Regions from separate parts of the Homo sapiens genome. Here regions 2 and 3 are each linked to region 1. Evidence: chromatin loops called from intact Hi-C (ENCODE). Cell type or tissue: ovary. All regions are shown on one strand. Each heading gives the region's core, and the rest is flanking DNA. Links, peaks and the distances in the headings are about the cores only.

Evidence for each region. Hi-C counts contacts between places; a loop is a spot of excess contacts. Peaks named below come from ENCODE experiments on the same cell type or tissue, not always from the same donor. Only the 100,000 strongest peaks of a DNase experiment are listed, where the experiment ranks them.
Region 2: a loop joins it to region 1, with 4 times the contacts of the local background. A loop is called at or near these places in 63 of 110 quality-filtered maps.
Region 3: a loop joins it to region 1, with 2.7 times the contacts of the local background. A loop is called at or near these places in 61 of 110 quality-filtered maps.

What each region holds. Positions count from the first base shown.
Region 1 is chr12:132,149,354-132,160,125 of GRCh38, forward strand. NOC4L (nucleolar complex associated 4 homolog) reads left to right here. Exons shown (of 15, transcript NM_024078.3): 10 at 1,628-1,688; 11 at 1,905-2,015; 12 at 2,131-2,291; 13 at 2,385-2,467; 14 at 2,731-2,844; 15 at 2,929-3,115. The coding sequence ends at 3,048. Among named protein-coding and RNA genes, the nearest start is that of NOC4L, 10 kb to the left of the region's middle. RefSeq lists an enhancer at 4,923-5,423. In ovary, for the core only: a CTCF peak has its summit at 4,679 (motif pointing right); DNase peaks (open chromatin) are centred at 1,768 and 4,666; H3K4me3 peaks cover 286 bases.
Region 2 is chr12:132,595,975-132,606,746 of GRCh38, forward strand. It overlaps LRCOL1 (leucine rich colipase like 1), which reads right to left. Exons shown (of 6, transcript NM_001195520.2): 2 at 10,173-10,290; 3 at 8,732-8,857; 4 at 8,488-8,610; 5 at 8,280-8,402; 6 at 7,177-7,430. The coding sequence starts at 10,277. The coding sequence ends at 7,428. LOC105370094 (a long non-coding RNA gene) reads left to right here and starts at 211. Exons shown (of 3, transcript XR_001749425.2): 1 at 211-505; 2 at 4,093-5,343; 3 at 5,623-5,814. RefSeq lists enhancers at 4,957-5,492, 5,493-6,027, 7,657-8,283. In ovary, for the core only: a CTCF peak has its summit at 4,676 (motif pointing right); DNase peaks (open chromatin) are centred at 2,177, 2,957, 4,627, 8,227 and 7 weaker places; H3K4me3 peaks cover 1,886 bases; H3K27ac peaks cover 952 bases.
Region 3 is chr12:132,617,643-132,626,205 of GRCh38, forward strand. P2RX2 (purinergic receptor P2X 2) reads left to right here and starts at 1,134. Exons shown (of 11, transcript NM_170682.4): 1 at 1,134-1,347; 2 at 1,797-1,932; 3 at 2,037-2,108; 4 at 2,202-2,277; 5 at 2,358-2,454; 6 at 2,625-2,705; 7 at 2,803-2,941; 8 at 3,359-3,489; 9 at 3,613-3,703; 10 at 3,833-3,898; 11 at 3,977-4,746. The coding sequence starts at 1,175. The coding sequence ends at 4,330. POLE (DNA polymerase epsilon, catalytic subunit) reads right to left here. Exons shown (of 49, transcript NM_006231.4): 46 at 8,475-8,563; 47 at 8,003-8,128; 48 at 7,263-7,352; 49 at 6,120-7,168. The coding sequence ends at 7,055. In ovary, for the core only: no CTCF peak of the experiment used is centred there; a DNase peak (open chromatin) is centred at 5,119; H3K27ac peaks cover 1,078 bases; H3K27me3 peaks cover 251 bases.

The sequences.
Region 1 (10,772 bases), core at 1,465-9,464:
CTCACACCACACCCCTAATCCCCTCGGTGAGTGCCGCCGCCTCGCTCACACCACACCCCTAATCCCCTCGGTGAGTGCCGCCGCCTCGCTCACACCACACCCCTAATCCCCTCGGTGAGTGCCGCCGCCTCGCTCACACCACACCCCTAATCCCCTCGGTGAGTGCCGCCGCCTCACTCACACCACACCCCTAATCCCCTCGGTGAGTGCCGCCGCCTCACTCACACCACACCCCTAATCCCCTCGGTGAGTGCCGCCGCCTCGCTCACACCACACCCCTAATCCCCTCGGTGAGTGCCGCCGCCTCACTCCTACCACACCCCTAATCCCCTCGGTGAGTGCGGCCGCCTCACTCACACCACACCCCTAATCCCCTCGGTGAGTGCGGCCGCCTCGCTCACACCACACCCCTAATCCCCTCGGTGAGTGCCGCCGCCTCGCTCACACCACACCCCTAATCCCCTCGGTGAGTGCCGCCGCCTCGCTCACACCACACCCCTAATCCCCTCGGTGAGTGCCGCCGCCTCACTCCTACCACACCCCTAATCCCCTCGGTGAGTGCCGCCGCCTCGCTCATACCACACCCCTAATCCCCTCGGTGAGTGCCGCCGCCTCACTCACACCACACCCCTAATCCCCTCGGTGAGTGCCGCCGCCTCGCTCACACCCCTAATCCCCTCGGTGAGTGCCGCCGCCTCGCTCACACCACACCCCTAATCCCCTCGGTGAGTGCCGCCGCCTCGCTCACACCACACCCCTAATCCCCTCGGTGAGTGCCGCCGCCTCGCTCACACCACACCCCTAATCCCCTCGGTGAGTGCCGCCGCCTCGCTCACACCACACCCCTAATCCCCTCGGTGAGTGCCGCCGCCTCGCTCACACCACACCCCTAATCCCCTCGGTGAGTGCCGCCGCCTCGCTCACACCACACCCCTAATCCCCTCGGTGAGTGCCGCCGCCTCGCTCACACCACACCCCTAATCCCCTCGGTGAGTGCCGCCGCCTCGCTCACACCACACCCCTAATCCCCTCGGTGAGTGCCGCCGCCTCGCTCACACCACACCCCTAATCCCCTCGGTGAGTGCCGCCGCCTCGCTCACACCACACCCCTAATCCCCTCGGTGAGTGCCGCCGCCTCGCTCACACCACACCCCTAATCCCCTCGGTGAGTGCCGCCGCCTCGCTCACACCACACCCCTAATCCCCTCGGTGAGTGCCGCCGCCTCGCTCATACCACACCCCTAATCCCCTCGGTGAGTGCCGCCGCCTCGCTCATACCACACCCCTAATCCCCTCGGTGAGTGCCGCCGCCTCGCTCATACCACACCCCTAATCCCCTCGGTGAGTGCCGCCGCCTCGCTCACACCACACCCCTAATCCCCTCGGTGAGTGCCGCCGCCTCGCTCACACCCCCAACCCCCACCCCGCAGCACCTCTTCCCCGATCCCACTGCCTCCACCCCCCACTCCCCTGCCCTGCATGTGGTCTCCAGCTTTGTGTCCGTGGGGGCTGTGGGAGGGGACAGCAGGGGCAGAGGCCACACTCCACAGACTTACACTCAGTGTGGGCAGGGGGTAGGGTGGGAGCGAGGTCACTGCAGCTCCAGCCTGTGTCTGTCTGTCTGCAGGGGGGGCCCTCAGCCTCTTGGCCTTGAACGGGCTGTTCATCTTGATTCACAAACACAACCTGTGAGTGTCACCAGGGGTGCAGGTCTTCTTCCCAGTCTGCCCAGCCCTGCTCCTCTGTCCCCTTCCCACCCTGCCCCACGGGGTCCCCGCTTTCCTCACAGGCCATGGTGTTGGAGTCCCTGGGCGGGAGGAAGGGGCGCCGAGTGAGACCCTGGCCTTGGAGGCCTCAGTTCCCGGGCCCTGCTCCATCCGCTGCTCCTTCCCCCCGGCCCGCAGGGAGTACCCTGACTTCTACCGGAAGCTCTACGGCCTCTTGGACCCCTCTGTCTTTCACGTCAAGTACCGCGCCCGCTTCTTCCACCTGGCTGACCTCTTCCTGTCCTCCTCGTGAGTACCAGGGCACCTGGCTCTGCCCTGCTCTGTGCGGCTGCAGCCTGGGGCCAGGGGAGGGTGGTGGGGGCTAGCAGTCCGGGCCCTGTCTCACAACCACTGCCCTGCCCAGCCACCTCCCCGCCTACCTGGTGGCCGCCTTCGCCAAGCGGCTGGCCCGCCTGGCCCTGACGGCTCCCCCTGAGGCCCTGCTCATGGTCCTGCCTTTCATCTGTAACCTGCTGCGCCGGCACCCTGCCTGCCGGGTCCTCGTGCACCGTCCACACGGCCCTGGTGAGTTGCGGGGCCCTCGGAGGCTGGGCTGGAGCTGGGGCGGGGGTGCCTGGTGCTGTGGACGGCAGACAAGGGCCCACGTCTCATTCCTAGAGTTGGACGCCGACCCCTACGACCCTGGAGAGGAGGACCCAGCCCAGAGCCGGGCCTTGGAGAGCTCCCTGTGGGAGCTTCAGGTGAGGGCGCTGCTGCCACACCCTGGGGCCTCCCGAGCCATCCTTCGGCCCCTCAGAAAGCCCAGCTCCCCGTGCCACCTCCCGCATAGCCTCATGTTGCGTCCCCAGCTGGCCACCTGGGTTTGTGGGTGCTGGGTGCTTGGCCTTCTCACGTGGCTCCGTCCCGACCCCGCCCACTCTGGTTGGGAGCACAGGGAGGCCATGGCTGGGGGCACAGGGCGGGGGCCTGGGGCAGCTGCCTCTTAACGGCCCTACTGCCCCAGGCCCTCCAGCGCCACTACCACCCTGAGGTGTCCAAAGCCGCCAGCGTCATCAACCAGGCCCTGTCCATGCCTGAGGTCAGCATCGCGCCACTGCTGGAGCTCACGGCCTACGAGGTGCGGAACTGGGCCAGGGTGCGAGGGTCTGGGCCACGGGGCGCTGAGCCAAGCCTGAGAGCCGCCGTGCTTTGTGCTTTGCAGATCTTTGAGCGGGACCTGAAGAAGAAGGGGCCCGAGCCGGTGCCACTGGAGTTTATCCCAGCCCAGGGCCTGCTGGGACGGCCGGGTGAACTCTGTGCCCAGCACTTCACGCTCAGCTGACCCTGGCCCACCTGTGAATAAATCTCAGCTGACCCCAGCCCACCTGTGAATAAATGTTTTTGCAGGAGAAAGGCTCAGGGAGTGTGGACTGGGGCGGCTGGATGCCTCTGCCAGGCCGAGGGCCTCACATCTGCCTGAGCCCACCAGGCACATGGCAAAGCGAGGCCCCTGCCGACTCCACAGCCTGGGAGGGGATGGTGGGGAACCTGAGGCGTGGTCTTTCCCAGGGCCTCCGGCCCACCAGTGTCACCGGTCACCCAGCCTCCCTCATCCCCTGGCCCCAGTGACCTCCCTGTTGGCAGAGCTCGGGGCCTCTGCTGAGGTTACACTCCAGACACCTGGGAGGGAGCAGGGTTGGGGGGGTTCTCTCTGCCTGGGTCAGTTGTGGTGGGAGGTGTATGGTGGTGTAGACGGGTATGGTGTGTGTGGGAGTGAGGGGAGGTGGTGTGAGTGGGGGGTCAGTGTGACTGGGGGGAGTTTGGTTGTGAGTGGGGGTGTTGGTGTGAGGGGAGAGTTGGTGTGAATGGGGGGGTGGTGTGTGTGGGGGGTGGGTTAGGATTAGTGTGAATGGGAGGTTGGTTTGAGTGGGGGGTGTTGGTGTCAGTGGGGGGTTGGTGTGAGTCGGGGGTTCCTGTGAGTGTCAGCATCCCACGCTGGCTGTGTCCTGCCGATCTGGCCTTCGTTCTGGGAGCCCCGCGAGGCCCCGGGTGGATGCCGCGTGGAGTTCTGGGTGGATGGTGCGTAGAATTCCGGGTGGGTGCTGTGTAGAGGCCCCGGGTGGATACTGCGTAGAGTTCCGGGTAGATGCTGCGTAGAGTTACAGGCAGTGCCTGGGCCCCTCTGGAGTTCCCTGCCCCCACCCCCGTGGGAGGCCCTGGTCCAGCTGCAGTGGAGTTTCCCCCGCTGTGGGAGGCGCTGGTCCGGCTGCAGCACAGCCTTGTTATCGGGGTGTTTATTTTTAGGGAACCAAATTTATACCAAACAAACTAGGTTTTCTGTCTACACAGTGACCCCCAGTTTCCTTTTGACAGTCTGCTTATTCGAGGACAGGGTGGGATGGGGCACTGGAACAGAGCTTGGTGCGCGTGGGTGTGGCTGGGGAGGGCGGGGAGTGCCTTGGCCGTGGCTTGGGGGTGTCACCCTGCCGGCCCAGCATTGGCCGGGACCCTCCGTGTGCCCAGCGGGGTTTTGGGGGGCAGAGTGATGGTGGAGATGTTGCCTCTGCTCCCAGCATCCCCCTGGCTGCTTCCCTCTGCCCCAGCGGGCTCCTCAAGTGAACTGGCTCCTGCCCCAGGGCCTTTGCACCAGCCACAGCTGTGGCCTCTGCCGCTTTTCCCTGTGTTGCCCTGGTTTGAACGTCCCGTCCCCGTCCCCCCGGGAGGCCTTCCCTGGTACCCCGTGCGTGGTAGTCCTGCACAGGCGCCCCTCCTTCCCCACTCTTCATGCTGTCCCGCCCGAGCCCTCTCAGCACTCCCGCTGCAGCAGGGCAGACAGGGCCCGTCCTCTTGCTGTGTCCCAGGCAGCCTGTCACACCGGGTACGCTCCAGAGCCCTGGCCCCCCTCCCCGCCCTCCTTGGGCTCCTGGGGCAGGGCTGGGCCTAGGTGCTGGCATCCTGAGCTCATGCGGCCACCAGAGGCCGCTGCAGCCTTGCCCAGGCCTGCAGCGCCCGAGCTGCCCTGCTAGGTTTCACCTCGCCGGGGTCTGCAGTATTTCCTGCTCGGATTCAGCCAGGGCCTCCCTCCTGACATCACGGAGGGTTTGTGCTGGGCTGTTAGGCGGATCTCGGATGATGGGCGAGGCCAGGAGGAGAGTGAAAGCGCCTCCGAGTCAGCCAGGCTTGGATTCTGTCGTCAGAGGGGCTCTGTGTCTAGCAACCTCCACGTAACCGTGTTCGGTCCTCTGCTCCCTGTGTTCCCCGCATGAGCCGGGCATGAACAGGGACCTCCTTCACCGCCTGAGGTCCCCTCTCCCTGGCTGGTGACCCCCATCTCTGAGAGCACGGGGACGTCCCCTGTGCTGTGGAGGAGCGTGTGCTCTCCGAGATCCAGGTGCTGCCCCCGAGGAGCGCATGCCCTCTGAAATACAGGTGTTGCCGCCATCCCCGAGAGCACGGGGACGTCCCCTGTGCTGTGGAGGAGCGCCTGCCCTCCCAGATCCAGGTGCTGCCCACCAGGCGGTGTTAGGAGTGCCTCGTCCGCAAGGGCGCCATCCTTGTTAATGGGATTCAGGCCTTTGTAAAAGTGGATTCTTCACGTGGTGCTGAGCCGGCTGCTCTCTGGCCTTTGGCCTCCTGTCAGGTTGGGCGCAGCCAGGAGGCCCTCGCTAGAGGCTGGTGCCTTCATCCTGGACTTCCCGGCCTGCGGAACTGGAGAGAAGACAGTGTCACTTTTTAGAAGTTACCTGCTCTCAGGTAACCTGTAACAGTGGTGCAGACGGACTGAGACACCGTCAGTTCCAGAATCTTAGAGAAATTCCAGGGGCCCCTTCAATCACCTATGAGGCCAATACCCAGCCGGCACCTGCGTGTACCCGGCGGTGTCCTCACTGCACACGGAGAACAGCGCCGCACCAGTGGGGCCTCTCTCCCCCTGTGCTTCCCCCGCTCCCTCTCTGTCTTGTCTCTCCCTCTCCTCCCGTCCCCCGATTCCGGGTCTCCCTTCAGGAAATGAACGCGGCTGCCGGACAGTGAAGTCACAGCTACATCCGTAATGAGGGATAGCTGAAGAGCTGTGGAGCGCGCGTTCCGGCGATAAGGGACGCTGGAGCGTTTAATTGGCGTTGAGGAAATCAGCTGCGGAGAATCAGCAGTCGTTTCCCGAGCGTCGGTCGTGCTGGGAGCTGTGGCGAAGGCCCCGGCGGTAAGCGATTCCCGCTGGACAGCGAGGAGCGTGTCCGTTCCCTGCGGTGTCTGGGTCTTCCCCCACTGGGGCCAGCAGCCCACGGTGAAGGCCATGCCGGTCTCCAACGGCGCGGGCTCCACTCCCGGCTGGGAGGGTGGCACGGCCCCAGGCCTCAGTTGTCCCATCTGCAGAGTGTGCTGCCAGGGTCTATGCTCAGAAAGTGACTTCAGAACGTAGCGGTGTGGAACTGCAGCAGCACTGATTTCGCTCGTGAACCTGCAGTGTGGACTTGGTGGGGACGGCTCGCCTGCACTCCGGGTGGCAGGAGGTAGAGTTGGGTGTTGGGGGCTGGGGTCGTTAGAGCTCACCATGCAACATGACACACACCGCTACATACACACCACTACACACACTAGATACACCACTACACACACCACTACACACACTACACACACCACTACACACACACACTACACACACTACACCACTACACACACCACTACACACACTACACGCACACAGTACACACACCACTACACACACTACACGCACACAGTACACACACCACTACACACACTACACACACCACTACACACACACACCACTACACACACTAGATACACCACTACACACACCACTACTCACACTACACGCACAGTACACACACCACTACACACTACATACAAACCACTACACACACTACACACACACACCACTACACGCACACACTACACACACCACTACACACACACTACATACACCACTACACACACCACTACACATACTACACACACAGTACACACACCACTACACACTACATACAAACCACTACACACACTACACACACACACCACTACACGCACACTACACACACCACTACATATACCACTACACACACCACTACACACACACTACATACAAACCACTACACACACCACTACACACTACATACCACTACACACACCACTACACACACTACACGCACACACTACACACACCACTACACACACACACTGCATACACCACTACACACACACCGCTACACACTACACGCACACAGTACACACACCACTACACACACACTACATACAAACCACTACACGCACACTACACACACCACACACACACCACACACACCATTACACACACTACACTACACACACCACTACACACACACCACTGCATACACACTACATACACCACTACACACACTACACACACTACACACACTACACACACAACCACTACACACACACTACACGCACACACTACACACACAACCACTACACGTACCACTACACACTACACACAACCACTACACACACCACTACACACACACCACTACATACACCACTACACACACCACTACACACACCACTACACACACTACACGCACAGTACACACACTACACACACAACATACAAACCACTACACACACTACACACACCACTACACACACACTACACACACCACTACACACACACACTACACACACTACACACACACCACTACACACCACTGCATACACACCACTGCATACACCACTACACACACCACTACACGCCACTACACACTACACACACCACTACACACAACACACAACCACTACACACACACTACACACACCACTACACGCACACACTACACACACCACTACACACACTACACACAACCACTACACACACCACTACACACGCACCACTACACACACGCACCACTACACACTACACACACACCACTACACACACACCATTACACACTACACACACCACTATGCACACACATACACACCACTACACACACATTACGCTACACACACACTACACACACTACAGGCACACACTACACCACTACACACACACTACACACATTACACACACTACACACTCCACTATGCACACACTACACATACACCACTACACACACACCATTACACACACTACACACACCACTACACGCACACACTACACACACCACTACACACACACAGCATTACACACACTACACACACCACTACACGCACACACCATTACACACACACTACACACACCACTGCACACACTACACATACACACCACTACACACACCATTACACACACACTACAAACACCACTACACACACACTACACACACACCACTACACTACACACACCACTATGCACACTACATACACACACCACTACACTCACACACCATTACACACACACTACACACACCACTACACACCACTACACACACACCATTACACACACACTACACACACCACTACACACCACTACACACACACCATTACACACACACTACACACACCACTACACACCACTATGCACACACTACACACACACCATTACACACACACTACACACACCACTACACACACACTACACACACACACCACTATGCACACACTACACATACACACCACTACACACACACCATTACACACACACTACACACACCACTACACACACATTACACTACACACACCACTACACACTACACACACACCACTATGTACACACTACACATACACACCACTACACACACCATTAGACACCACTACACACACACTACACACCACTACACACTACACACACACCACTATGCACACACTACACATACCACTACACACACACCATTACACACACACTACACACACTACACACTACACACACACCACTACACACTACACACACCACTATGCACACACTACACATACACGCCACTACACACACCACTACACACACGCAACACACACCACTATGCACACACCACTACACACACTACACACACCACTACACTACACACACACCACTATGCACACTACACATACACACCACTACACACACACACCATTACACTACACACACCACTACACATCACTACACCCACACCATTACACACACACTACACACACACTACACACACACTATGCACACTACACATACATACCACTACACGCACACACCATTACACACACACTACGCACACGACTACACACACTACACACACACTACTACACACACTACACACATCACTATGCACACACTATACATACAGACCACTACACACTACACACACACACCACTACACACACTACACACACACACCACTATGCACACACTACACATACACACCACTACACACACACCATTACACACACACTACACACACCACTACACACACACTACACACACACACACCACTACACGCACACCACTACATACACCACTACGTACACACACCACTACATGCACACACCACTACACACACACACCATTACACACACACACCACTACATGCGCACACACACACGCGCACACGCAGGCCCTGGGCCCCCACCCACCTTCCTCAGCGCCCTCCCTGCACGTGTGACGCGGTGGCCCCCAAAATGCCTCTGACCCTGCCTGGTCTTCCTAGATGTTCTGCACCAGCTTTGCTGGTGTTTTCAGGGTGCCTACGGGGACCCCTCATCCCGCAGCCTTCACAGGGGGTGGGGTTCACTCCTCGGATCTCACGGGGGCTAACGTGTCCCCCGGAAAGAGATGTCCCCGTCCTGGCCCCCAGCATCGGCGAGTGGACCTTATTTGGAAATAGGGTCTTTGCAGATTAAGGAGCCAGCTGAGATCATCCTGCATTCAGGGTGGGCCATCAGTCCGGTGGCCGGTGTCCTAGTCAGAGGCGTGAAGAGGAGGGCGGAGGCCGGAACTATCCATCGGCTCCGAGGGTGGAGCAGGGGCCTCTGGGAGCTGGAAAAGGCAGGAATGGGTCCTCCCTGAGTCTCTGAGGGCCCCGCCTGCCCACACCTGCCCATATTTGCCCCAACCTGCCCACACCTGCCTCAGGACAGCATCTCGGTCTCCTGGCTGCCAGACTGTGATGAAGATGCATGGTTCTAGGCCACTGGCTTGTGGTGACTTGTTGCATCAGCTGTGGGGAGCTCACACGGTAGCGCCTGTCTTGGGGGGTGCTGGGCGGGTGACCTTCAGGAGACCCCTGGGGCCCCGCTGCCCTCCCAATGCCTCCAGTCCCAGTGTCTCTGTGGTGGCATCCTGTGCTGAGGATGGTGCCTCGCGGAGCCTCCACTGCCCCTGTGTGCTCCGCACCACGTCTGTCTCGATGGCGCCCCTCGAAGACCTCGGGAAGCTCCCCGTTCGCTGTGGCCCCCCGGGGTCTGTCCCCTGCAGCACTGTTCTCTGGGGGCTCGTGGTCCGAGTTCTGATACTGCAGGTGGCAGGTCCCCTGAAGGCATAGTCAGAGGCTTTGCTCTGGGCTGGCATGGAGGTATGGGCGTGGCGGGGTGTGGCTGGGCGTGGAGGGGCATGGAGGTGTGGGCAGGGCATGGAGATGTGGGCGGGGCTGGGCGTGGAAGGGCGGGGTGTGGAGGTGTGGGCGGGTTGGGCACCTCTGGGGGTTCTGGGAAGACTCGTTGCTGACTTCTTTGGGCTCCAGAGTCTGCTGTGCTCCTGGGCTCTGGCATGGTCCCTTGCTTGTCACCCCGACCTCTGCTGCTGCGGCCACTGCTCCCTCTGCCTCTCCTGCCTCCATCCTGTAAGGACCATGTGATGAACTGGGCCGGGGTCATCCAGGAGGACCCCCTGCTAGACCCTCAGCCGGTCTCACCTGCAGAGTCTCTTCTGCCCCGTGGGGGACACAGCCACGGGCTCTGGGGAATGAGATGTGAACAGATGGGGCTGGCAGCAGGTGTGATTGGACCTGGGACTGAAACAGCATTGTTCTCTTCTCGCCTCTCTCGGCCCCTTTTCCTTCTTTCATTCGTTTCCCCAGAGCTTGGGCAGTGCTCACGTGGGTGTCTAGGCAGCCGCCCATGCCCACGCTGGGCGAGCCCTCTTCACCCCAGCTGGGGAGTGCTCTGCCAGGT
Region 2 (10,772 bases), core at 1,537-9,536, 450 kb after region 1:
GTATACTCAGCTCCCCACACCGCGAGCACACGCAGGACTGTGCGTCCAGCCCTCATGGCTGTTCTGGTTACAGGCCCGTTGGGGAGCGTGCGCTGCCTTGGGCCCGGAGCACTCAGCGCTGGCATCATCCTCTCCAGAGCCTCTCGTGTTCTCTGACACAGCAGCCAGGAATGTTTCCAAGGGTGACATTACAAGGATATCTCCAGCAGCCTGGCTCTCGGTGAGGAAGATAGAGCAGGGCGCCCGAGGGGCACACGTTGGACGGCAAGGGCGTGTGGCTGTCCCAACCCTGGGAGCAGGGCTGCTCCTCAAGGCAGCATGGCCTCACCTGCCCTTGCTGACAGGCCGGCTGACCCCTCTGACGCCTTCCAGCAGCGTTTCCAGTGCTTTTCTTTCTTCCCAGGAAGATACTGGGCCAGCGCCATCAGGGGTGGCTCATCGGTCGTCGTGGTGGTCTCACGTGTCTCCTGTGCTTTTTGACGCCAGCTGGGACTTCCCGGTCACGGTGAGTAGGACGGGCAGCGGGCATGACTTTCCTTGCTCCTGTCTTTGGTGGGGACGTTCCTAATGCTTCCAGGAAAGTATGATGCTTGCTGTAGGTGTATGCGGAAGAGTTTAATATTCAATTACTAGATTTTCTTCAATGTTAGCTTTTGTTTTTGTTTTTGTTTTCTTTTTGACACGGAATCTCACTCTGTTGCCCAGGCTGGAGTGCAATGGTGCGATCTCAGCTCACTGCAACCTCCACCTCCTGGGTTCAAGCGATTCTCCTGCCTCAGCCTCCCAAGTAGCTGGGATTACAGGCGCCCACCACCACGCCCGTCTAATTTTTGTATTTTTAGTACAGACGGGGTTTTGCCATGTTGGCCAGGATGATCTCAAATTCCTGACCTCAGTTGATCCACCCGCCTCAGCCTCCCAAAGTGCTGGGATTACAGGCATGAGCCACTGCACCTAGTGATGTTAGCTTATTTTATTTATTTATTTATTTATTTTTTGAGATGAAGTCTTGTTCTACTGCCCAGGCTGAAGTGCAGTGGTGCAATCTCAGCTCACCACAACCTCCGCCTCCCGGGTTCAAGTGATTCTCCTTCCTCAGCCTTCCGAGTAGCTGGGACTACAAGCATGTACCACCATGCTTGGCTAATTTTTGTATTTTTAGTAGAGACGGGGTTTCACTATGTTGGCCAGGCTGGTCTCGAACTCCTGACCTCGTGATCTGCCTGTCTCGGCCTCCCAAAGTGCTGGGATTACAGGTGTGAGCCACTGCGCCTGGCCTGTTTATAATTTTTAAATCTTCCTTTTTTCTGTGGCTTTTTTACCTGTCACATTTCTAATGCTGATTGCTATTTCTTTTGTCAATTCAACGCTTGTCTACCTTGTTCTATTTGGTGAAAAACAAATTTGGGGTTTTCTCTTCTTCTCCCCCCACTCTCTCTGTCTCTCTCTTTGTGTCTCTGTCCTTGTATGTCTCTGTCTCTGTGTCTCTTTGTGTGTCTCTGTCTCTATGTCTCTTTGTGTGTCTCTGTCTCTGTCCTCTGTCTCTGCGTGTCTCTGTGTCTCTGTCTCTGTGTCTCTCCTCTGTCTCTGTGTATCTCTGTCTCCATGTGTCTGTCTCTGTGTCTCTCCTTCTCTCTGTGTCCCTGTGTCTCTCCTTGTCTCTGTGTGTCCCTGTCTCTGTGTCTCTTTGTCTCTGTCTCTCCTTCTGTCTCTGTGTATCTCTGTCTCTCTGTCTCTGTGTCTCTTCTGTCTCTGTCTCTCCATCTCTGTCTCTGTGTATCTCTGTCTCTGTCTTTGTGTGTCTCTGTCTCTCCTTCTCTGACTGTCTCTCCTTCTCTGTCTCTGCCTCTCCTTCTCTGTCTCTGTGTCTCTCCTTCTCTCTGTGTATCTCTCTGTGTCTCTGTCTCTGTGTCTCTCCTTCTCTGTCTCTGTCCATCCTGCCATCGCACCGTCTACTGAAGTGCTCACTACGCGCCCCGCCTCCTCTCCGCGCGCCCCTCCTCTCCGCGCGCCCCTCCTCCTCTCCGCTCGCCCCTCCTCTCCGCGCGCCCCTGCTCCTCTCCGCGCGCCCCGCCTCCTCTCCGCGCGCCCCTCCTCCTCTCCGCGCGCCCCTCCTCCTCTCCGCTCGCCCCTCCTCTCCGCGCGCCCCTCCTCCTCTCCGCTCGCCCCTCCTCTCCGCTCGCCCCTCCTCTCCGCCCGCCCCTCCTCCTCTCCGCGCGCCCCTCCTCCTCTCCGCTCGCCCCTCCTCTCCGCTCGCCCCTCCTCTCCGCGCGCCCCTGCTCCTCTCCGCGCGCCCCTGCTCCTCTCCGCGCGCCCCTCCTCCTCTCCGCGCGCCCCTCCTCTCCGCGCGCCCCTCCTCCTCTCCGCTCGCCCCTCCTCTCCGCGCGCCCCTCCTCTCCGCGCGCCCCTGCTCCTCTCCGCGCGCCCCTCCTCCTCTCCGCGCGCCCCTCCTCCTCTCCGCGCGCCCCTCCTCTCCGCGCGCCCCGCCTCCTCTCCGCGCGCCCCCTCCTCTCCGCGCGCCCCTCCTCCTCTCCGCGCGCCCCCTCCTCTCCGCGCGTCCCCTCCTCTCCGCGCGCCCCTGCTCCTCTCCGCGCGCCCCTCCTCTCCGCTCGCCCCTCCTCTCCGCTCGCCCCTCCTCTCCGCGCGCCCCTCCTCTCCGCTCGCCCCTCCTCTCCGCGCGCCCCTGCTCCTCTCCGCGCGCCCCTCCTCTCCACCCACAGTCAGGATGCAGGAGGTTTCCAAGTTTGCATCCTCACTGTTGCTCTTCCTGCTCTGAGAAACCCTCCTAGCGACCAGGCTGACTGGCCTCCTCTGCTGTGAGTGAGGGTCCTGGCCTCCTGGCGTCCCTACGGTGGCCACAGCCCTCACAGTCGCTTCCTCACCTGGGCCCAGACCGCGGGCTCTCGGGACCCTTCACGGCTGAACCTCCACTGGGCAGCTGTGCGGAGACCGAGTTTCCTCCTGCAATTGCAGACTTCCATCTCCCCCGGCAGACATTACACACCAGCAAGCGCCCGCCTTCCCCCACCGCGTTATTAAAGCCACAAAGCACTTTACACGTTCCCTGGAGCTGATGGCCCCTCCGGGGACTAGAGCACTGTGCGGGGGGGCTTCATCTTGAAAAAAAATGCAAAAATTAGCCGGGCGTAGTGGCCCGCGCCTGTAATCCCAGCTACTCGGGAGGCTGAGGCAGGAGAATCGCTTGAACACAGGAGGCAGAGGTTGCAGTGAGCCGAGATCGCGCCATTGCACTCCAGCCTGGGCAACAGAGCGAGACTCTGTCTCAAAAAAAAAAAAAAAAGAAAGAAAGAAAGAAAGAAAAAGAAAAAAGAAAAAACAACCGGAAAACCAAACCAACACAACTTGTTCTTTTTTTTTTTTTTTTTTTTTGAGATGGAGTCTCCTTCTGTCGCCCAGGCTGGAGTGCAGTGGCGTGATCTCGGCTCACTGCAACCTCTGCCTCCCGGGTTCACACCATTCTCCCACCTCAACCTCCTGAGTAGCTGGGACTACAGGCGCCCGCCACCATGCCCAGCTAATTTTGTTTTTGTATTTTTAGTAGAGATGGAGTTTCACTGTGTTAGCCAGGATGGTCTCCATCTCCTGACCTTGTGATCCGCCCACCTCGGCCTCCCAAAGTGTTGGGATTACAGACATGAGCCACCACGCCCGGCCCTTTCTTTTCAGACAAGTTCCTGCTCTGTTGCCCAGGCTGGAGGGCAGTGATGCAATCACAGCTCACTGCAGCCTCGACCTCCTGGACTCAAGTGATCCTCCTGCCTCAGCCTCCCTAGTAGCTGGGACCACAAGCATGCACCACCACACCCAGCTAAGTTTTGTATTTTTTGTAGAGATGGAATCTTGGTATGTTGCCAAAGGTGGTCTCAAACCCCTGGGCTCAAGCAGTCCTCCTACCTCAGCCTCCCGAAGTGCTGGGAGCCACACTTCTTCCAGATGCTTTCAAGTTTGATGGGTTATGTTTACCTATTCTGTTCTGTCTTTTAAAAATTATCATTTTGTTAGAACTTGAGGATGAGTGGTCAAAATAACAACGATCACGTTGCGGCGTATCTGGCTTGTTCTCACTGTTAGGGTGGAAGCAACGGTTTCTCAGGATTTCGCTACAAGGATCGTCTCAGCCTTCTTGGACTGCCGTGCGGAACACCACACACCCAGCAGCTAAAATAATGACATTGAGATCCGGGTGCCAGCAGGACAAGCTCCATGAGGGCCCCCCTCTGGGTTGCAGGCAGCTGCCTTCCCAGGGCGTCCTCCCCCGGCAGGTGGGCATGGCAGGGCAGGGGGAGCTGGCACGCTCGGCTCTGTTGTCTCTTTTTTCTCACAGTGCGTGACTGTTTACCACCATGGTCACCTGGAGCCTCTTATTACAAGGGCGTGAATTCCCTTCTCGTAAGGCCCCTCACGGCCTCATCAAAACCTCAGTCACCTCCCAGAACCCCACTCCAGTCCCGTCACGCTGAGGCTCAGGGCCTGAACCCATGAATGCGAGGACACGATCAGTCCACAGCAAGGCTGTGTCCCTGAGGAGCAGGGGCGGACCCTGGCCACACTCTGGCCAGGCAGCGGCCGGGAGAGGGGGCCCATGCGGAAGGAACAGCCAGGCAGAGGCCGGGAGAGGGCGCCCATGTGGAAGGAACGGACAGGCGCACTCAGAAGCGGTGGCGTCTGACGCCCTTTCACGATGTTGTTTCGTTTTGTAATTTTCTTAGACTTCCAAATTCATAGTGAAGTTGACCCAACATGACAACAAACAGGATTCGAGGGGTTTGGACAGATGGGGGGATCATCGGTATCCTGGGGCCGGCAGCCTCACACTGATAGATGGTTCTGGAACTGCCCACCGGCAGCCCCTCTGCCATGGGTGGGTGCAGCGGGGGCTTCCCGGTTCAGTGGCTCCCCTGGCCGCGTAGACCCAGAGGTGCTTCCCTCTAGCGCACAGTGCTGCTGGCCCCGCTGTGGGCCCCCGGCCTCAACCCAGAGAGCTTCTCCAAATCAGTGGCTGTGGCCCCACCGTCTCCCGAGCGCCAGGCAGGGAACCCCTTCTGCATCCACCCTGGGGGCTGCCTGCTGGGCTCACTTTGCTCCTCCTGGAACCAGCGCACAACCCCTCACCGTAGACGCCCCTGTCCCCATGTTGGTGTGGCGTCTGCCGCCAACTGACTCTGACAAACACACGGTTGATGTTTCTGTGAAGTTTGGGAAAATAAGATCTTTTCACTGTACTGGGTCAAGACCTGTCCCTACTCGGCACGGCCCCCGTGTGCTTCCGGTATCTCTGCGGGAGGAGGAGCGCCAAGCAGCCGGGAGCTACCTGTGGGGAAGGTGAGTTGAGGAAGCTTTTCCCTGGTGTTGCTGGGCTCACCCCCGTGGGAATGGGCCCCGCGCCATGGCTCACTTCCATGGGGACGGCCCCCATTCCCTGGGTCACCCCCGTGAGGACGGCCCCCGAGCCCTGGCTCGCCCCCGTGGGGTCGGTCCCCACTCCCTGGCTCACCCCCATGGGGTCGGCCCCCACTCCCTGGCTCACCCCCGTGGGGTCGGCCCCCGAGCCCTGGCTCACCTCTGTGGGGACAGCCTGCAAACCTCAGCTCACCCACATAGGGATGGCCCCCGTGCTGGGCTCACCCATCTGACATCAACATGAAGGTAGGAGCCTGATGGTGTCTCCGACGTGTCCTGCTGGCATTGGGCAATCCTGTTTGAAGATTCCGGATCTAGACACTGGGGTGTGGGACGGCTTCAGACAGGTAGAGGTATGCGTGGAAAATTCAGTTCTCAGCAGCTTCTAATCAGGATGGAGGTTTGTTTTGACTTCTTATGGGAATCGCGTGATGGAGGCTGTGTCTGTCGCCCACACACGCCCAGGGAGGTTCACACCTGAGCAACTTGTATCCACAGAAAACATCGCTCAGCCCCATCCGTGGGAAGACTAAGTTGATTTTCCATTCTCCCATAGAAAACGTTACCAAATTGCCGTTTTGTAAACGTGATCCAAGGCTGTGCAGTCAGGAACTTTAGGGTAAAAAACGTGCTGTGCGATTCTGTGTGTGACGCCGCCTGTGTGAGCCTCCGATTCTGTGTGTGACGCCGCCTGTGTGAGCCTCCGATTCTGTGTGTGACGCCGCCTGTGTGAGCCTCCGATTCTGTGTGTGACGCCGCCTGTGTGAGCCTCCGATTCTGTGTGTGACGCCGCCTGTGTGAGCCTCTGATTCTGTGTGTGACGCCGCCTGTGTGAGCCTCCGATTCTGTGTGTGACGCCGCCTGTGTGAGCCTCCGATTCTGTGTGTGATGCTGCCTATGTGAGCTTCCTACACTCATGGTGTGCTGGGTCTTTCACCGTAAGTATGTTCAGTTTTAGGCCTAACACTGTGTTCATAATGTCATATGACTTTTCTTAAGGAAGTCGCCAAAACTATGTAACTTCAGGCTGTGCAGAGTTGACCGCGGCCAGGTGTTCCTGCCCCTGCAGGTCTCTCCTGGGGGAGCCTCAGATGGTCCGGCAGTCACAGAGATGGAAATCGTTTATGATTAGTTAGGAAAGGAAGACCCACGTGCCAGGGAAGGACTCGGGAACAAGACAAAAACAAATACACAGCAGCCCAGGCTGAAAACGGCAGGGATGGGGTGGGCTGGGGATGGAGGCATTTCCGGGAAGGTCAGGCAGATGGAATCAGAAACCGAACGAGGCAGAGAGACCCGCCCCCAGCCGCGCAGAGCCCAGTGCTGCCCTGGGGAGTCAGCGGCCAGAAGAGTTCTCGGCCTGAACCAGGGATCCTCCGAGGGGAGGGGAGGTGACCATGGAAGCTCAGCCAGGGCCTGGGGAAGGGGAAGGGGCCTGGGCTTGCGTCCCGGACGCGGGTGCCTATGTGCTGAGGACTGCCCGTGCCAGGGACAGGGAGGGAGCGATTTTTACCTGCGGTGACCACACGGGCTTGCACCCCTTTATTTGACGCCCCTGCAGTGTGGGGAGGTGACAGCAAACCCGATACTCTGGCCCTGGCCTCGCCTCCCACAGCATGGCCTGTGCCTCCCCAGGCTTCCCAGAAGGCCGCTCTGGCACGGACCCAGCCGACGCCACCTCTCTGTGACCTCCAGGTTTCCTTCAGATTTTATGCTTTTATTATTCAAAACACAGAAGGGGTGAGACACGGCTGCTCAGTCGGCCAGGAGCCTTTATTGATGTTTAACAATCAGGCTACACCCCAGTGCCTGGGATTTGTTCTCACAGACACTTCGCGCCACCAGGCTGGTCACAGCCTTTCAGTTCCCACAGATTTTCAGAGCCCCAGAAACAGCAGCACAAACCGTAAGGGAAGCTTCCGCTGGAACCAGCCCCCGCGCAACGCGGTCCTGCGTGAACATCCCAGGGCCCAGGCCGGTCCCTCGCGCCCAGGTTCGAGCTCACATCACTGAAGGAGAAGCCAAAGCTGAGGAAACGTGCAGGGGACGGGCCTCGAAGCGGCCGCGGAAGGAGGACGGGAACCCGGGGCCACAGCATCTCCCGGCACCAGCCTCGTGGGGGTCGGGACAGCACCCAGAGGCCGACGCCCACGCTCAGCTCGCGAGAGGGACGCCCACGAGCCGCGCCAGGCGCCCGGAGCTGCTCCCAGCGCCCACGAGGGCGCCTGGTGGTACCCGAGGGCGCCTGGTGGTACCCGAGGGCTGTGAACAAACCTCACCTCTGGGTGCCACGACCCTTTCACCCCAGACGGGAGCTCTGGGCTCCAGCAAACACGCACTTGCGCCCCCACCGCGTTTGCGCCGCTGGCGACCTGGCCCCCTCCCCTGGCCCCAGGGCTCAGCAGAGCGGGAGCCTGCACCGAGCACGGCTTGTCCCATGGATTTCCCGTCAGGAAAAGCCACAGCAGAGGTCGGGGGAGGGAGGGGAGAAGCCAGGACCCTCCTCCTCCAGGGCTGGTGAGGCTGTTCCCTCTCCGGCCTGAAGACGTCCAACCCCAGCTCCCACGGGGGATGGTCCTGGGTCCCCCTCCCCGCGGCTCCGCAGGCTCTGACGGTCTCTGACCGGGCACCCGTGCCCTGCGGGGCCTGGTGGGCTCAGTGCCAGCCCAGGAGCCTTCTCTGCGGCCCCCACCTTATGAGATGGGCGGTGAAGCGCCGGCCTCTCCCAGCAGGGGTGCCTGGGTGCTCAGAGCCCACCTCTCACAGCCGCGGTCCCGGTCCAGTTGCTGTGTTTCTGTGCGACTTCCCTGTGGCGGCCAAGGGAGGGCCTGGAGGCTGAGCCCCCGCCCGGGACTTACCAGGGGCAGGCACTGGGCCAGGATCCCGGTCCGGGGAATGCAGCGGAAGGGGCTGTACTCCCTCAGCTGGATGCAGCACTGGCTGTGACACTCCTGATGGCTGCTGCAGAAGTCGCCGTTGGGCTGGGGAGGCAGCCAGGCAGCAGTCGTGGAGAGGGGCTGTCTCCGGCTACCCCTGCTCCATCTGCCCCGGGTGCCCGCAGCTCACCTTGCGCCAGGGCACACACTGCAGGAAGACGCTTTGGGGCGTGCACAACTCCTGCGGGCTGTTGTTGCGGACGCAGCAGCTGCTCTGGCACTCTGAGTCGTGCGAGCATCTGTACCCATTGGGCTATGGGACAGGAGACGCGTCATCCCTGCACCCACCATCCACTCCCTGGCTCTTCAGGGGCAGGTAGGAGGGGGCCACAGGCAGTCTCGCTCCTCCACCCCCGCCCCTGCACGCACCTCACCTTCCTCCAGGGCAGGCACTGCAGGAAGATGGTCTTAGGGGTGCAGAGCGTGTGTGGGGCCAGGCTGTTGATGGTACAGCAGTTGCTCTGGCACTCCTCGTGTCTCCTGCATGGCTCCCCGATGCCCTGAAACACCACTCACCAGCTCGCTCACCTGTTCCTGGGCAGGGCCTGCAGACTCAGCACTCAGGAAAGGCCTGCCCTCTCCTTGGCTCCCCTGTGTCACCATCCTTCAAACTTGGGTTTCCTGAGAAGTTTCTGGAACAAACCCAGACTGCCGTGGTTCTGGCAGGTCAGTGCTGGGGGCCCGGGGCTGAGAAAGGGAATGTCTACTGTGAGCCACGTGGAAGAGGGTAAACCAAGGCACTGAGGGCAAGGATGCAGCAGCAGAGCATGGGTGAAGCTCTCAGGCCAGCCCAGTGCCTGGCATTTTACAGGAGAAGAAACAGGCTCAGGGAAGGCGAGCAAGGTGCCCAGGATTGCACAGCTGGCAGAGGTGAGCTGAGAGCCAGGCCTCCCCCCTGCACCACGGCTTGTAGCCACCCCCCACCCACACACACGCAAGGTGCTGCTGTGTGCGCGACCTCTGGTCTTGTTTGCTCAGAGTGTTGTGGATGAGGCTATGTCTATTGACGTTACTGGATTCCACCCTAAAACTGAGAGAATTTTAAGATAAAAACAGTAATCCCATTGCATGTTAACATAAATAACAACTTTTTATTAAAAGTGGGTATATTTTCTGGCCAGGCGCAGTGGCTCATGCCTGTAATCCCAGCACTTTGGGAGGGTGAGGCCGGTGGATCACCTGAGGTCAGGAGTTTGAGAACAGCCTCGTCAACATGGTGAAACCCCATCTCTACCAAAAATGCAAAATTTAGCCAGGCGTGGTGGCGCGCGCCTGTAATCCCAGCTACTCGGGAGGCAGAGGCAGGAGAATCGCCTGAACCCAGAAGGTGAAGGTTGCAGTGAGCTGAGATCGTGCCACTGCACTCCAGCCTGGGCGACAGAGCGAGGCTTCATCTCTCTCTCTCTCTCTCTCTTACACACACACGCACACAATTTAAAAAGTAATAAAATAAAAAAGAAAAATGGGTATATTTTCAAAAACAGAAGTGCACACTGGTGCAGCTCCCATGTGGCCCCGCTCTCTCCTGCCTGGTTGACGGTGGCCGTGGTGGCCCCAGGGCTGCTCCTGGTGCTGGGGTCGCCGTCCCATAGCCTCAAGTGTGCTTGGGCAGCACAGCCGGGCGTGTGGCCAGGAGAGCGAGTGCAGCCTCAGGGAGGGTTTCATCCAGGAAGGCGCTTTGTGTCCCTTTGAGACCCTCCTGACGGAAAGTGGCAGCCCTCGCGGGTGGGGACTGCAAGGGCCTCAGGGGCGCCCGGCACCCACCTTATGGCGCGTGTGGGGCCTGCAGGGGCATCAGGGGTGCCCGGCACCCACCTTATGGGACAGGTTCAACTTCTTCTGTGGCCCATACCCTGCCATGGACCCCAGCAGCAGCAGCAGCAGCAGCAGTAGCAGCAGCGTCCACCCCGGGCCGGCCATCGGGTGTGTGGACCTGCAGAGACCCAGGATTGTGTGGGAGTGTGTCCACGCCAGCCTTGTCCTGCCTGGCACCTGGTGCTGGCCTCCCCACTCCCTTCCCATCCCTTCCCGATCCTTTCTCTTGCAAGACAGACTTTTAAAAACTTAATGGACTTTATTTTCTAAAGCAGTTTTATGCTTACAAAAAAAGTGCAGAAAATATAATTCTCATATGCCACCTTCTTTCCCCTGCCTCAGTTTCCCCTATTATAAACATGCTGCACTCGTGTGACACATCTGTCCACCATTGATAGACCCACAGGGACGTGCCATCATCACCCGGAGTCCACAGCTCAGCCGGTGTGTGCCTGCTGCGGGTTTGGGTGAGTGCGTTCTCATAACTGCCATTTCAGTATCCTGCAAAGCCGATCCGATGCCCTAAACATCCCCGTGCCCCGTCTATTCGCTCCTCCCTCCCCAGCTGCTGACAGCCACCGAGCTTTTCACTGTCAGCTT
Region 3 (8,563 bases), core at 564-8,563, 470 kb after region 1:
GCCTGTTAATTGAGTTAATTTAACAGTTCAAACAAATACTTATGCACCAGTGTTTATAACAGCACTATTCACAGAGTTAGTTTGAAAGCAATCTAAATTCCTTCTTTGGATAGCCTAGACATTTCTCCTGGCCATAAGAAGGGGTGATGCCCTGACACATGCTACAATGTGGATGAACCTTGAAAACATGCTCAGTGAATGAAGCCAGACAGAAAAGGCATTAACCCAGAAACAAATATTGCATTTCCTTGATATGAAATATCCAGAACAGGCAAGTCCATTCACTGAGACAGAAAAGCGACCAGTGGTTGCCAGGGCATGGGAGGAGTGTGGAACGGGTCGTGACTGCTTAATGGATGGGAGTTTTATTTTGGGGTGGGGAAAGTGTTTGGGGACGAAACAGAGGCGGTGGTGGTTGCACAATGTTGTGAATGTCACTGAATTGTTTACTTTAAAATAGTTAATTACATGCTATGCTGATTTTATCATAATAAACTATTTTAAAATTATTTTGTGAAAAACTGTGATGCTTGGGATTTGCTTCAAAATAATGTGGGTGGGGTGGAGGTTCGAAAAGTTACCAAAAAAAAAAAAAAAGAAAGAAAGAAAGAAAGAAAACTCTGGCTTGCAAAGAAGAAAACGGATCGGCCGTGGATCCCTCTCCAGCTCGAGGGCTGGAGCTGCGGCGGAGGCAGGAGCTGGAAGCGAGGCGTCTGCTGGCAAAGGCGGGAGTGCAGGTTGCGCTCGAAGCCCCGGCAGCCGCGGCAGGAACCGGCCTGGACGGGGTGGGGGGCGCCGCGGAGGCCGGCGGGACTTCCCATGTCTTTCTCCTCGAGCTCGGAAAAAGTTCCCACCCGGGGAATCCCGACCCTCCAACTTCGAGACCGCCGGTTCCGCGCTCGGCCCCCACCTGGACCAAGAGCTGGGGCTGGGCTGCCGCGCCCCCGGCTCTGTCCCCGCGAGGCCCCGCTCCCAGCCCCACCTGGGACACCCGGGACTCCCGGGACACCTGCGGGGCGGGGCGGGGCCGGGGCGAGGCGGGGCGGGCTCGAGGCCGCACCCCGGAGGCGGAGCCGCGAGCTACCCGCCCGCCGCGCGCCCCCCGCTCTCGGTGCGCAGCGGGGCCGACCCTCAGCCCTGCAGCGCCTTCCTGGAGGTGGGGGCCGCCCGCGCCATGGCCGCCGCCCAGCCCAAGTACCCCGCCGGGGCGACCGCCCGGCGCCTGGCCCGGGGCTGCTGGTCCGCCCTCTGGGACTACGAGACGCCCAAGGTGATCGTGGTGAGGAACCGGCGCCTGGGGGTCCTGTACCGCGCCGTGCAGCTGCTCATCCTGCTCTACTTCGTGTGGTGCGCGGGGCGCGGGGTGCGGGGCGCGGGGTGCGGGGCGCAGGGGAGGGGCTGGGATTGGGGGCGCTGGGCTGGAGGCGCGGGGCTGGGGCTGGGGCTGGGACCGGGGGCGCGGGGCAGGGGCTGGGGCTGGGACCGGGGGCGCGGGGCAGGGGCTGGGATTGGGGGCGCGGGGCAGGGGCTGGGACTGGGGGCGTGGGGCAGGGGCTGGGACTCGGGGTGCTGGGCTGGAGGCGCGGGGCTGGGGCTGGGACCAGGGGCGCGGGGCAGGGGCTGGGGCTGGGACCGGGGGCGCGGGGCAGGGGCTGGGGCTGGGACCGAGGGCGCGGGGCAGGCCCCAAGAGCCCCGCAGAGCGGACCCGGGTCGCGGGAGGGCCCCTGCCGTGCCTGCGGGCGGGACTCAGCCTTCCCAGGGTCGCCTCCGGAGCCGGCGCCGCCCCTGCCCGCAGGTACGTATTCATCGTGCAGAAAAGCTACCAGGAGAGCGAGACGGGCCCCGAGAGCTCCATCATCACCAAGGTCAAGGGGATCACCACGTCCGAGCACAAAGTGTGGGACGTGGAGGAGTACGTGAAGCCCCCCGAGGTGCGGGCCGCCCCCTGCCCCCCGCCCCGCCGTGCACCCTACCCTAGTGGGCGGAGGGGGCAGCGGCTGCCGCCTGGCCGACCGCCCCCTCTTTCTGAGCCCAGGGGGGCAGCGTGTTCAGCATCATCACCAGGGTCGAGGCCACCCACTCCCAGACCCAGGGAACCTGCCCCGAGGTGAGGGGATCCCGCGGCGCTGGGGGACCCCGCCTCAGCTAGGCGGGCCAGCTGTCCCTTGCGGGGTCCCTGACTGGGCCGCCTCCACCCTAGAGCATAAGGGTCCACAACGCCACCTGCCTCTCCGACGCCGACTGCGTGGCTGGGGAGCTGGACATGCTGGGAAACGGTCGGTGTGCGCCAGCTGGGGCTGGGCGGGTGGGGCAGGGCTGCGTCCCCGCTAATGCCTCAGTGACCTCTGCCTCCCAGGCCTGAGGACTGGGCGCTGTGTGCCCTATTACCAGGGGCCCTCCAAGACCTGCGAGGTGTTCGGCTGGTGCCCGGTGGAAGATGGGGCCTCTGTCAGGTGCACCTGCGCCCCGGCCTGGGGCCCAGCCTCCCCTCTGATCCTTTTCCCCTGACCAGAGGCCAAACGGGCGGGGCAGGAGTGACAAGATCTGGGGAGGGGTGGGGGCCAATGCCAGGCGGGGGCTTTGCGGGAAGAGGGGACTAAACAACCCTTCTGTGCCTCCTCAGCCAATTTCTGGGTACGATGGCCCCAAATTTCACCATCCTCATCAAGAACAGCATCCACTACCCCAAATTCCACTTCTCCAAGTAAGAGCCGCGGGGTGTGGTGACGGCCCAGCCTGAGGGCTGCCTTCTGGGAATGGGGTATTTGGGGTGCAGGTCTCGCCTCCTGCCGCCTCCTCAGGGGCAACATCGCCGACCGCACAGACGGGTACCTGAAGCGCTGCACGTTCCACGAGGCCTCCGACCTCTACTGCCCCATCTTCAAGCTGGGCTTTATCGTGGAGAAGGCTGGGGAGAGCTTCACAGAGCTCGCACACAAGGCAGGGCAAGCGCAGGCAGGGTGGGGCCAGGGTGGGCTCCCACCTGCACAGAGAGGGCCTGGGGTACAGGGGACCAGTCCCTCCTCCCTCCTGACCAGCTGGCCCCGCTCAGGCAGAGGAAAAGAAATGCGATCAGCGCAACCCATCCGGTGTGGCGCTTGCTGAATTATTGACACTGGCCATGGGGCTGGCTGCTGGCACCCCTTGTGCCTCAGACACTGGACGCCCACCAGTACCCCTGAGCTGCCCCATGGGCCCCTCAGTGCACACCTCACATGCAGCCTGGGACTGACCCGGGCTCTCGAGGGGCCTCTCGTGTGCCCTTGTGACCCCCTTCCCTGGCCTGGGACTGACCCGGGCTCTCGAGGGGCCTCTCGTGTGCCCTCCTGACCCCCTTCTCTGGCTCCTTCTTGGCAGGGTGGTGTCATCGGGGTCATTATCAACTGGGACTGTGACCTGGACCTGCCTGCATCGGAGTGCAACCCCAAGTACTCCTTCCGGAGGCTTGACCCCAAGCACGTGCCTGCCTCGTCAGGCTACAACTTCAGGTGCTGTACTTGGGACACCGCTGTCCACACTGGCATAGCTGTGGTGGGGTCCCGAGAGGCCCAATGCCTGTGGGGCAGCCCTGGAGTGCAGAGGACGAGTGGGCACTGGCGTTCCCATTGCAGGTTTGCCAAATACTACAAGATCAATGGCACCACCACCCGCACGCTCATCAAGGCCTACGGGATCCGCATTGACGTCATTGTGCATGGACAGGTGCCTGCACCTGCTGGGGGTGGGTGGCCAGCCCTGCTAGCCTGGGTCTGAGCTCCTCACGCCCCACCCCTCCCTTAAGCCCCATCAGACGCCGTCAGACATTCTGACCACGACCCCCATTCTCCCCAGGCCGGGAAGTTCAGCCTGATTCCCACCATTATTAATCTGGCCACAGCTCTGACTTCCGTCGGGGTGGTAAGGAACCCTCTCTGGGGTCCCAGCGGGTGCGGGGGGTCCACCAGGCCCTTACACACCGGTCTCTGCTGGCCCCAGGGCTCCTTCCTGTGCGACTGGATCTTGCTAACATTCATGAACAAAAACAAGGTCTACAGCCATAAGAAATTTGACAAGGTGTGTACGCCGAGCCACCCCTCAGGTAGCTGGCCTGTGACCCTTGCCCGTGTATTGGGCCAGGCCCCTCCCGAACCCGGCCACCGCTCCGAGGACCAGCACCCCAGCCCTCCATCAGGCCAGGAGGGCCAACAAGGGGCAGAGTGTGGCCCAGCCTTCCCGCCCCTGCGGCCTTGCCCCATCTCTGCCCCTTCTGAGCAGATGGTGGACACTCCTGCCTCCGAGCCTGCCCAAGCCTCCACACCCACAGACCCCAAAGGTTTGGCTCAACTCTGAGCTCCTTTCCATCTCACTGGACTGCAGACCCGGCCTGGTGGGGCCAGAGAGTCCCCAGCTAGGGACCTGCACGTGGACGTGGGCACCTCAGTAGCGGAGCATCTCCACGAAACGGGGCACCACAGGATCCCTGTGCAAGGGCTGGGGGCACGCTCTGGCCCCAGGCTTGTGCCCCACCCTGGCATACAGCCCCTGACACCTCCTCCCCAGCTGGTCCCTACAGGGCTGCTCACTTCCCATCACCTCTCACAGCCACCTGGAACCCAAGCCAGCTGAGCTCTGAGGGGCTCTGCTCCCGGTCTTGGGCCCTGGGAACCCCACCCCACCCCACCCCACAGGCGTTGTAACCTTGAATCTGCCCAGACTCTTCCCTTAGAAGTCACAACATACTCAGTCCAATAAACCTGTGAGCAGAACCTTCTGGCCTCGTTCCTTGGGGAGGAGCATCGTGAGCCTGTCAATATGGGATGTCAGGCCCTGTCGGCCTGGAGCTGGGCTGCACGGTGACCTCTGTCTGGGTCATCTCCCCTCTAAGCAGCCTGCGAGGTGTGCAGGGCACATGTCTGCCTGCCCCATGACACATGGTCCCCACAGCCAGCCAGGCCACGGTCAGGTCTGCCCAGGCTGGGAGTGCACTGGGACCCAGGCCACCTCCTCAGTGCACTTGCTTCTGACAGGGCCACCCCAGACTCCAAACCAAAGCTGGCTCATCTCAAAATGTGGGAGGACAGCATGACTCAGGAAGAGAGAAATAGGAGGGAGGCCGGGACAGCTGCACACAAGGAAAACGAAAGCTCAGACTACAGCAGTGCTCAGACCAGTGTTCATTCCTACTCCATGGGAGGGGGCAGGAATGCCGAGATGGGAAGTCAGGCCAGGCGGGGGTGGAAGGACACCAGCCCGGGAGCCAGCACTAACTGCATCAGGGCCTGGGGGTAATCTGGTTACTGCATCCTCAGATGCTGCAGTGGTTAGACTGGTGCCCACTGGGTGGGGGGAGGAGCCCAGAACAGCGTCATGATGTCACCTGTGCCAGTGACAGATGACATCCTGCCTCTGAAGGGAAACCCAGTCTCAGGAGAGCAACACCACGCCCAAAGGTCAAAGAGCGGAGAAGGGCGGGTAAGACGACCCTGGTCTGACCCTAAAGCCTGAGTTTGGAGGTCTCAGCACAACTCCAGAGTCCTCATCCCAGCGCTGTGTTCAGGTGGCGAGAACATGTCTTCCGTGGGCCCCATTTCCCTTGACTGTGGCCTCCCAGCCTCGGGCATCGGCCTCAGGTCACCCCACGGCCTGCACATGCTGTGTGGCTCACAAATATCCAGCTCATTTTTGGAGAAACTGGCTCTTCTGGTTGAGCCGCTGCTTGGGAACCAGGGCCAGAGCTTCCCGTTTCTGACCCCTCCACCACTACTCAAATGCCCGCAGCTAGCCTCACAGTGAACCCAGGCTGACTGGCGCCCACGGCTGCACCGGGCGACCCCTGGTCCTGCTAGGTGGCCTTCCTGGGGGACGAGCGGCTGTCCCCTGGCCCCATCACTCCTCATTCCTGAGGGTTCTCCAGATTCGCTTCCAGGAATGAAGCCTAGTCAGCCAGCCTCCCTCCTCCCCTGCTTGCCCTAATTTGATTTGATCTCCACTCTGGAGGCCTCAGCACTCCTCCATCTGAGCAGGCATCAGGTTTCTCCAGGCAGGCGGCCCCAGCAGCATCCAGGGGCCAAACACGTGCCCAGTGGTACCCAGTCCCCGATCTGAGGCGCTCTGCACAAATACACAGTGACAACCTAGAGAAACTTCAGTATGAAATACAAATAAAAACAAAGTGTAGCAGCGATGGCCTCAGACAGTAGATGGCAGGGACAAACTAAGGCTGGCTCTGGGCCAAAGACACGAGCCTCCTGGGGAGCCTGTGGGGCCCCCTCCCTCCTGTGAGGCTCTCGTCTGGGGTGTCTGCATTTCTGATTTACATTTCATACTTGTTTGGTGCCCTGTGAAATTGGCCTTTCTTCTTTCTGCTTCCAGCTGGTCCTGTGTGGAGGTGAAGGACAAGGGCTGCAGTGAGCCAAAAGTGAGGTGCACAGAGGTCTTGTTTTCCTGAGGCTGATAGAGGGTTCCCTCTAGACCCGGCTCCAAATAAGCAGGGCTCACAAGCCAAAATCCAGATTCTCACGGGTTAGGGTCTGGATTCCTGGGGAAACCAGCCCACAAACTGCTCCTGTGAGGCTGTGGGGCCAGCCCATTTCTCCATGCAAACAGGTGAGACTCCAGCCCCACCAGGGCCTTGGGAACCCGTCTCGTCTCAGAGCCCAATCTCAGGGAGCCAGAAGCCCCCAGGGGCTTTTCCTCCCTCTGGGAGGCAGGACAAAGAACTAGGGGCACCTAGAGGACGCTCCCACCCCACCAGGTGTGGTGCAGGAAGCAACAGAGGCCTGGAAAAGCATTCACTGCGTGAGAAACGGCGCCCAGGGCACTCGCAGCCTCGCTCACGGCCTGCTTCTTCAGGTGCTCTGGCGAGGCCAGGGCCACATCCTGCTCCCGCTCCCTCCTGTGACGTCTGAGCTCCCTGAAAATGGTTTTCTTTGGTTTCCTCCCCGTTCCCTGGCCTGGGGTCACAGGTTTGGACAGTCAGGGTGGTCAGTGGTCTGGTCACTGGAAGCACGGGGATGTGGCCTTGGCATCAGGAGGCCTGGCACGGACGCAGAGGCACCCGGGGCCCGGGGCTGGCTAATGGCCCAGCTGTGGGTTCTTCTGCAGCAGCCACTCCAGGGTCTCCAGGAGGTACGACATGCCGTAGTGCTGGGCAATGTTCCGGAATATTCCGATCTGTTCCATGAAGACCTGCAGGAATAAACAGGCACAGTGAGACCCCAGTCCACTCAGAGAGGAGGCCAAGGAGGCCAGGCTGAGCCGAGGCAGATGAGGGAGAGCCCACCTGGGTGTGGATGGTGAGGGCGAAGTCTCCCGCGCAGCTGCAGTACACAGGCATGCTGGTCTCCTTCACCCCGCGGCACTTCAGGCAGACCTGAAAGGGAGCAGCCCCGATGGGCGCCAGCCCTCCCGCGCTGGCCAGACCTGCCTGCTGCTTCTTCACAGGCTCGCGAGACACATTCGTGGGCCCATCAGTAAGCCTCGAGCCCCTGCTGTGTGCAGCCAGCCCTCGGTTATGAGTAAAATGCACGACCTCATCCCACGGTGCCAGCGCCTTCCCTACACCCACCCTCGCTGTGGATGTTCCACCCCAGATGCCCAGTCCTGAGGCCTCCTCCAGGCCCTGCTCACTCCCTCCATCCTGCAGGCCTGAACGCCGTGCACCACCACACGGCAGCTTGGCGCGTCCCCCAGCCTCTGCTCAGATGCCCCTCGGCAAGACCTTCCTGTGGCCGAGCTGTGCAACTCCCTCTTCCTCCTTTCCTTCTCTTCACACTTGGGAGTGTCTGCCTCCTTCCGCTAGAACGAAGCACCCACAAGGCCAGCTCTTGACCCAAGGCAGGTGCTCAACCAGTGTGGACAGAACAGTCCATCAGGCTCAGGGCATGGACTGGTCTGCAGGGCAGGCCCCTTGGAAGACACCAGGGCGTGCCTCAGGACCTGCACACACCCCGGCTCCCGGGAGTGCACAGAAACCCCCCTGTGGACTCCAGGGCACACGGGCAGGCGGCATGCACGACTCACCAGGTCCTGCAGGGTGAAGGCCATCAGCTTCTTCTGTAGAACTTCCACCAGCGTCATCTCGATGGCAGAGGAGTCGTAGGGCGCCTGACAGTTGGAGCAGAGCCACTGAGGCAGGACCGCCCCATCCTAGGCAGAGCAAGAGTGCGAGAGGTCACCAGCCCAGCCTCCAGACCACAGTGCCATGGGCAGGATCTCAGGAGAGGAAGGGGCTGTGAGAAGCGCCTGGTGACGGGCGAGTCTCCTGAGTGCAGCTGCACGCACTCTGGCCTCCCACCTGCACTTGAGCCCTTCCTAGGACAACATTCCGAACATGGTGTGGGGAGGCCTGGGAAGGGGCCTGTTGCCAATCCATGTGAGTCAGAGGGGCAGCAGGTGTGACCCACAGAGCTGGAGCTGCAGAAGCCCTCAAGACACCGCAGTGCCCTCGGATGTTCTGCTCCACAGTGAAGGGCCCGCTGGAGCTCAGCCGCACCTCTGAGAAGGAAGAGTCTTTACACAGGTCCAGGTCGCGGCAGAAGTTACAGCTGCGGCAGATGACCTCAGGAAGCACGTAGGAGCGGC